2 separate regions of the Homo sapiens genome follow, and region 2 is linked to region 1. Evidence: chromatin contacts called from ENCODE Hi-C or POLR2A ChIA-PET data. All regions are on one chromosome and are shown on one strand. The core of a region is the stretch at or near the end of the contact, and the rest is flanking DNA. Distances in the headings are between cores, read along the strand shown.

Region 1 (3,749 bases), core at 550-3,049:
CCTCCCAAAGTGCTGGGATTACAGGTGTGAGCCACCATGCCCGGGCAGAGTTATGCCCATTTTGCCCCTCCACATGCTGCAGCCATCTTTAACCTGTTTAACTTAATGATTATAGTTTTGTTTTTCTTTTTTCATCTTATTCAGTATATTTCAGGCTATTCAGCAGATGCTTGTGATTCTGGAGGTTCAAATCACTGGTAAAAGTTTATTCTGTTTCCTCAGTTTTTCAGGAGCTTTTCTCCATTAAATGATCTGCTGCCTAAAGTACCCTCTGTCTTCCTCATCAACAGGCGCTAAATTCAAAAAGTACCTTACTGAAACTTTTTTGTTCATAACTTTCATTGTTGGAGTTAGGTCATATCCTGCTAACAACAGTCTTATTGATCAGTTGTAACCCCATATGTTGTGTTTTTATTCTTACTTATAAGAGGTAAATTTTTGTAACAGTCACATCCTTTAAATGATACTTCATTATATTCAAATTCTATATGTAGACAATCTTCAATGCCCACTTCCATCAGGATAGCTGGCAAGTTGGTGAACAGTAAGATCACATTCTTTTTACCAAGTCTGTCAGTCTTCTTACTACTAACACTTCAATACATCAAGAGGACATTAGCACCAATGTAAGATTCTCATGACTTTTCAACATGTATAAATTCCAAATGACAACTTCTGAGTCAGCTCTCCAGGTAAGGCTAGTTCTTTCACTAGGTTTACAAACTCTTGAATATTACTCTTATCATAGAAAAGTTCAATTTGACGTACAAATTCAATTCTAATGTTGTGGTGCTCTAGCTCTTTCTAGACTCTTTCACCTTTCCTGAAACAGATTCTCCATCATAGAGGAGATGGTGTTTTTCTACTTCGCCATTTTCAGTTTTCACTTCTGCCATTTTCTTTGTTTCCTTATCATTAAGGACAATATCAATCTCACAAATCAGACCAAAAAAGCCTCCAAAAAACCTCACTGTCAGTGATACTGCCACATCCCCCAATACTTCACTCCTCTTCCCTCAGAACTCCAAGCCCCTGGCTCCCATCACATGACCTTGGCCCTCTGAAGCTGGAACTTCTATTTGAGGACTGATAAACAGCCAGCAGGCCAAGCACAGTGGCTCACACCTATAATCCCAGGACATTGGGAGGCTGAGGCCGGAGGATTGCTTGAGCTCAGGAGTTTGAGACTAGCCTGGGCAACACAGCAAAACCCTGATTCTATTAAAACAAACAAACAAACAAAAATATAGCCAGCAATGGATACAATGACTATGGGGCTGAGCATGTCCTCATTCCTCATTTTAGAACAAGGGTGAGAGTTTCACCCTCTGACATAGCTGTATCTTGTTAGGTAGAAACATAAGAGTTTCATTGTTATATGGGAGCTCAAATGTGTGTAAAGTGCATATGGAAGCTAAGTAGCCAAAATAATAGGCTATGCAAGTAATCAATATATTGCCTCTCAATTCCAAATCTACCTTTCATTGCCCTGCCTGTAATAATGTAAACATTTCTTCCTAGAGAGCGGGCATGATGACACTAAGCTTAGTAGAGGGCATGGAAGGAAAGGGTTTCTCTTCCTGGTTCTAGTGTGCTTTTGCATCTTCTTACTTCCATGGTGCTCTGCTGGTGTGCAGAACACCCCATGGTGCTCATCCCAACAAGCTTTAGTGGGCATTCTCATGGACATCTTCCCAGGCAAGTTCCACCAGTGCCTCAAACAGGCTTGCTGGTGATGCCGCAGCACCCCCAAGTACAGCTTCCTGCTTAACTACCTTTGAGGTAGAAGACCAGCAGGACTTAATTTCCTGTCGCACCCTGCTGATTGGAACAAGATCTGGCTGAAACCAGCAGATGCTGACAAAAGTAACCTCGAGTTGCCCTCAGGGTTTATTAGCATAAAGACACTCCTACCAGTGCCATGGCAGTTTACAAATGCCATGGCAACAGCCTAGAAGTTACCTTATCTGATTCCCAGAAACTTCCAGCCCCTTTTCCAGAAAGTTCTAAATAACCTGCCTCTTAATTAGCATGTAATTAATAACAGATATAAACAGCTAGCTAGCAGCTCACAGACACCGATTCTGGGCACACTGCCTATGGGTTAGCCCTGCTCAGCAAGAAGCAGCACTGGTTCAATAAAAGTTTCTTTCTCTCACTACTGGCTCACCCTTAAATTCTTTCCTGGCAAAGCCAAGAACCCTCCTGGGTTAAGCCCCAGTCTGGGGGCTTGTTTGCCCCACATCACCCTGACCTGCAGCAACTCAGCAAACATCTTTACTACCAAATGGAGACTTCCTCCAAGATATGCAATCAGCTTTGGGGGCAGGGTGGGGGAGGGGCGCATACTTTTCCAAATTTGTTATTTCTTTGTGTACTCTGCCCCAGCCCTAAGGGTAGTGACTATTCCCTATATCTGTCATTCCTGTATTCTTTAGAGTTCTCTTTACCCCTATAGTAAATTCTCTGTTCAATTTATGGTGTAGCTTCTGTCTCCTGAATAGACTCTGATCCAAATATTGGCCATTAAAAACAGCATAAATCTACATAATAGGAAAGAGTGGAAGAAAAAATGAAAGATGTTTAACCCAAAGAAAATAAATCAGAAGGCAAATGTTAATCTCTAAATGTCTAAAAAGCTATCACCTACCGCAGAACATACTGTATCTCTGTTGCTCAGCACTAACAGCAGCAGCAGAAACAGCAGAATGCCTGTTCGTTTTACACAGAAAAACTGAAGACCAGAAATATTAATTTGTTAAATAGAAAGCAAAATCCTTCAATGAAGACCTCTAAGGAGTCTAATGTTAATACTTAAGTTTACAGTTGACATAGTTTTGCATCTTCTCATTTCATTTTAAATTGCTGAAAACCCACTGGAGGGCCAGGCTTGCCAGTTTTTTGCAGTGAGAGTCCTAAGTTAATTTTTTCACAAGAAACAAAACAAAAAAACTCTTCTTTCAGTCTGCCTGGAGCTCACTTTTGAAGTTTCACCTCCAGTTTTGTCCTCTAGAAACAGAGCATTTCTGCTTCACAATGGACCAATATGCTCCAGTTACATCCGATTAAAATACTGTTACACAACCAATTAAGTAGGAAAAGGGGCTGATGGTCAAACAGAATGATTTAACAAAAGTATATAATGGGTTGAACTGTAAGAACTTTCTATGTGGACATTAATCATCATTCTAATATCATCTTACATTTAAATATTAACCCCTTCAACGAGGTTTCAAAGCACTGAAAATAATTTCTGTCACTTCAGGCAAACAACTATTTTTATAGAGCTCTCCTTTTACACAGCAGGAATCTTAGCCTCAAAGAGGGCAAACAACTTGCCTAAGAAATCAAAGCTAGTAGGTGCTCTATCCACAGCTTCCTCAAAATTTAAACAAATTCATGACAGATAACATATTTCCAGAAAGATGCGTACCAATAACCTGGCAAGAATTATTACGATTGTATCTGGTCTTGTTTTTAAGTTTCTTTTCCCATGTGAGGCCAGAAACAAATAGATATTAAAGATTATTCATTCAATAGCTACAGAGGATCTACTATCCACCAGACAGTGTTCTAGGTGCTGGGCCACAGCAGTGACCAAAACAAAAGCCCTGTCCCTCTCATAAAATTTGTTTCTATAATATCTTCTTCTGGTGGGGAAAGGCAGATGAGATAAGTAAACTATACAAATTATTAGAAAGTGACATGACAAAAGCCACGAAGAAAATTCAAGTAGAACAGTGGGACGA
Region 2 (3,749 bases), core at 618-3,117, 190 kb after region 1:
GACAGGGTTTTGCCATGTTGGCGAGGCTGGTCTCGAACTCCTGACCTCAGGCGATCCGCCCACCTCGGCCTCCTAAAGTGCTAGGATTACAGGCATGAGCCACCACGTCCGGTCTATTTTTATTTTTATTTTTGAGATGGAGTCTTGCTCTGTTGCCTAGGCTGGAGTGCCGTGGTGCGAACTCCGCTCACTGCAACCTCCGCCTCCTGGGTCAAGTGATTCTCCTTCTCAGCCTCCCAAGTAGCTGGGATTATAGGCACCTGCCAGCATGCCCTGCTAAATTTTTGTATTTTTAGTGGTGACAGGGTTTCGCTATGTTGGCCAGGCTGGTGTCGAACTCCTGACCTCAGGTCTCCCAAGTGCTGGGATTATAGGCATGAGCCACCGCACCCGGCCTATTTATTTATTTTTATTTTTATTTTTATTTTCGAGACTGGGTCTCACTCTGTCACCCAGGTTGTAGTACAGTGGCACAATCTCGGCTCTCTGCCACCTCCACCTCCCAGACTCAAGCAATCCTCTCACCTCAGCCTCTGGAGTAACTGGGACTACAGGCACACACCACCACACCTGGCTAATTTTTTGTATTTTTTTGTAGAGACAGGTTTTCGCCATGTTGCCTAGGCTGGTCTTGAACTCCTGAGCTCAAGCGATCCATTCACCTAGGCCTCCCAAAGTGCCGGGATTACAGGTGTGAGCCACTGCACCCAGCCGGACAATTATATTATTTATGTTTACAAGAATGAATCAGAGGGCAGATGCATTGGCTCATTCCTATAATCTCGGCACTTTGGGAGGCTGAGGTGGGAGGATCACTTGAGGCCAGGAGATTGAGACCTGTCTGGGCAACATAGGGAGATCTTTGTCTCTACAAAAAAAATTTTAAAAAAACATTAGCTGGGTGTGATGGTGTGCATCTATAGTCCCAGCTACTCAGAGCGAAACCCTATTCCCCATCCCCAACCCTCCTAAAAAGAATAAGTCTGTGGAAGGCTGGGAGCAGTGGCTCATGCCTGTAATCCCAGCACTTTGGGAGGCTGAGGCAGGCGGATCACCTGAGGTCAGGAGTTTGAGACCAGCCTGGACAACATGGTGAAACCCCTGTCTCTACGAAAAATACAAAAATTAGCCAGGAGTGGTGGCAGGTGCCTATAATCCCAGCTACTCAGGAGGCTGAGGCAGGAGCATCGCTTGAACCTGGGAGGCGGAGGTTGTGGTGAGCCGAGATCCTGCTACTGCACTCCAGCCTGGGCAACAAGAGTGAGACTCTGTCTCCAAAAAAGAAAAAAGAGTTCTGTGGAAAAAGAAAGGCATTCCCTGCAGGTGTCAGCAAAGGTAAGGAGGTCCCAAAGAACAGGAATAGTGAGGAGTCCTTGGGGGAGGATGGGGAGGTTGCCCAAGCTCATCCTTTATACTTGAGACCTCTGGTCCAGAGAAGTGAAGTGTTCTGCTCAGTGTCACACCACTGGTCAGGGGCAGACCGGAATCAGAAAGTAGGCCTTATTTCTTCATCAGAGTCTAGGAAGCCGCCAGGGGAAAGAGGCTGTGCTTTAGAAGGTTAAGGCCTATGATCCACCCTGCGTCACCCAAAGTAAACTAGGAAGGAAGTGTAAATAAACCCCACAAAGATCGGACATTTTTCCATGATGACCACATTGATGCATTTATTAAAAATACAAAATGCTAATAATCCAAACCAGCCCTCTTCCCTTTTTTCCCCTTTGGGAGCCCTTGCACTGTGGTGCATGAAACACATGCTTGAACTAGGCCATTGGGAACTGCGGCTTGGACAAGGAACAGCCACAGCTTTTCCTGTACTCAGAGCAGGCAAAGTGCCATTAAATGCAGCTGGAAGCCAGGGCAGGGGAAGGGGTGGGAAGCTCCTGGAGAGCCCCCAGCTCCTCCCAGTTACTGACTGGCTCTGGAGGAGAGGAGCTAGAAGGCCGAGATACCTGAGGAGACAAACCTGGGGCACCACTGCCACCTGATGTCTTCCTATGGCCATTGCAGTGGTCACAGCCCCAAGCCCCGTGGCAGCCTGGCAGCAGAGTGAAACAAGAGGGCAAAGAAAGCCTATCGGTGGAAGTTTTTATTTACCCTTGACGGTGGGTACTCCCAGACAGTGGGTATGTCTGAAATACTTCATATTGAAGAAAGACATCCATATTGAAAAACTAAACAGAAAACATAAATGGAAAATGAATCAACATATACAAAGTAGCCACAGTATGGAGGTGCGGATTTGACTTTGCCTGCGGAAGAGCTGTCCTGCTCTGGCCAGCACTGGAAGGGACTCTGCCTCCTCTGTTCTGGGAGCGTGCAAGCAGGAACTCTGGACTGGGCTTTGCACAACTTCCAGGAGTCATTGCTTAGAAATCAGAATGACCAAGATCTTAAGGTCTTAGAATCATCTAGGTAATCCACCCCCATCCCAGCTGCCAGGTCACAGTCACACAGAGGCTGAGCACGCCCAATGCCATGCCCAATGCCACCCAGTCTTCCCCTGCTGCTGTTTCTGCCTCGCCTCCCTGTCCTTCCCCTACCCTACCCTAGCGTGGGCAGGCTTTGTGTCCCAAGGTCACCAGTGACATATGTCCCACCACAGGCAGCCGAGCTTAACCCTATCACTGAGACCTCCTTGTGGCTGCTCCCTACCCCTCCCTGCCTGGCTTCCTGGCATCCTGCCTCTAACCTCTCTCTCTGCTTCCCTGTCTTCTACATTGGTAGAACTGCCACTTGGATACGTGTGACAACTTGCTGTCACCAGCCTGGATATTTCTCTGGAGCACTCCTCACATTCAACACTTGACCACTCAGGCATCGGGACAGTCACTGCCCAGATCCCCCCGTCCACATAGGAGCTCAGCATGACAGCCCCTCTTTTTTATTTAATTTACTTATTTCAATTTTTATTTTTATAGAGAAGACGTCTTTCTATGTTGCCCAGGCTGGTCTCAAACTCGTGGCCTCAAGTGATCCACCCACGCTGGCCTCCCAAAGTGCTGGGATTACAGGCATGAGCCACTGCACCCGGCCCAGCCCCCTTTTAAAATGTTTTCTTTTGAAATAATTTAAAGCTTACAGAAAAGTTGCAAGAATAGTACAAAGAATTCCCTTATGCCCTTTGCCAAGAGTCATACATTTTAACGTTTTCAAATTTTGCTGCATTTGCTTTCTTCCCTTTGACTCTGTCTACTTCTCTCTCTTACACACACACACACACACACACTTAACCTGTAATATTTCAGTGTATTATTTCCTTAGAACAAGGATGTTCTCATACATAACTGCAGTATAATTATCAAATTCAGGAAACTTAACACTGAGTTACTAATTTTACCTGGTGGGTCACAGTAGCTCATGCCTGTAATCCCAGCACTTTGGGAGGCCGAGGTGGGTGGATCACGAGGTCAGGAGTTCGAGACCAGCCTGACCAAGATGGTGAAACCCCCATCTCTACTAAAAATTTAAAAATTAGCTGGGTGTGGTGGCGGGTACCTGTAGTCCCAGCTACTCAGGGGGCTGAGGGAGGAGAATGGCTTGAGCACAGGAGGCGGAGGTTGCAGTGAGCCAAGATCGTGCCACTGCAGTCCAGCCTGGCCAACAGAGCGAGTCTGTGTCTCAAAATAATAATAATAATAATAATTTTACCTAATTAAAGTTCATATTTCAATGTAGTCAAATGTTCCAAAAATGTCCTTTATAGTACTCTTTTTCGGTTTGGTCCAGGATCCCATCCAAGATCACAC

What was found. A loop is a pair of places that touch in the nucleus more often than their neighbours do. ChIA-PET counts read pairs that join two places held with the same protein, here RNA polymerase II (POLR2A). Pooled maps may share reads with other maps.
Region 2: a pooled map shows a loop between it and region 1 (2.1-fold over the local background). The contact joins two enhancer-like sites. A Hi-C loop is called at or near these places in 2 of 50 pooled maps. POLR2A ChIA-PET finds 5 or more read pairs at or near these places in 2 of 52 experiments (HCT116 and activated naive CD4-positive, alpha-beta T cell).

The regions. Positions count from the first base shown.
Region 1 is chr3:47,960,117-47,963,865 of GRCh38, forward strand. All of the region lies in intron 3 of MAP4 (microtubule associated protein 4), which reads right to left. It also overlaps the pseudogene VPS26BP1. Among named protein-coding and RNA genes, the nearest start is that of MAP4, 54 kb to the right of the region's middle. RefSeq lists a silencer at 1,829-1,938. Within about 2 kb of position 1,800, at least 2 of the 41 ENCODE cell types and tissues checked have a DNase peak (open chromatin) inside an H3K27ac peak, as active enhancers do.
Region 2 is chr3:48,149,709-48,153,457 of GRCh38, forward strand. No RefSeq gene overlaps it. Among named protein-coding and RNA genes, the nearest start is that of CDC25A, 37 kb to the right of the region's middle. Within about 2 kb of position 1,868, at least 21 of the 41 ENCODE cell types and tissues checked have a DNase peak (open chromatin) inside an H3K27ac peak, as active enhancers do.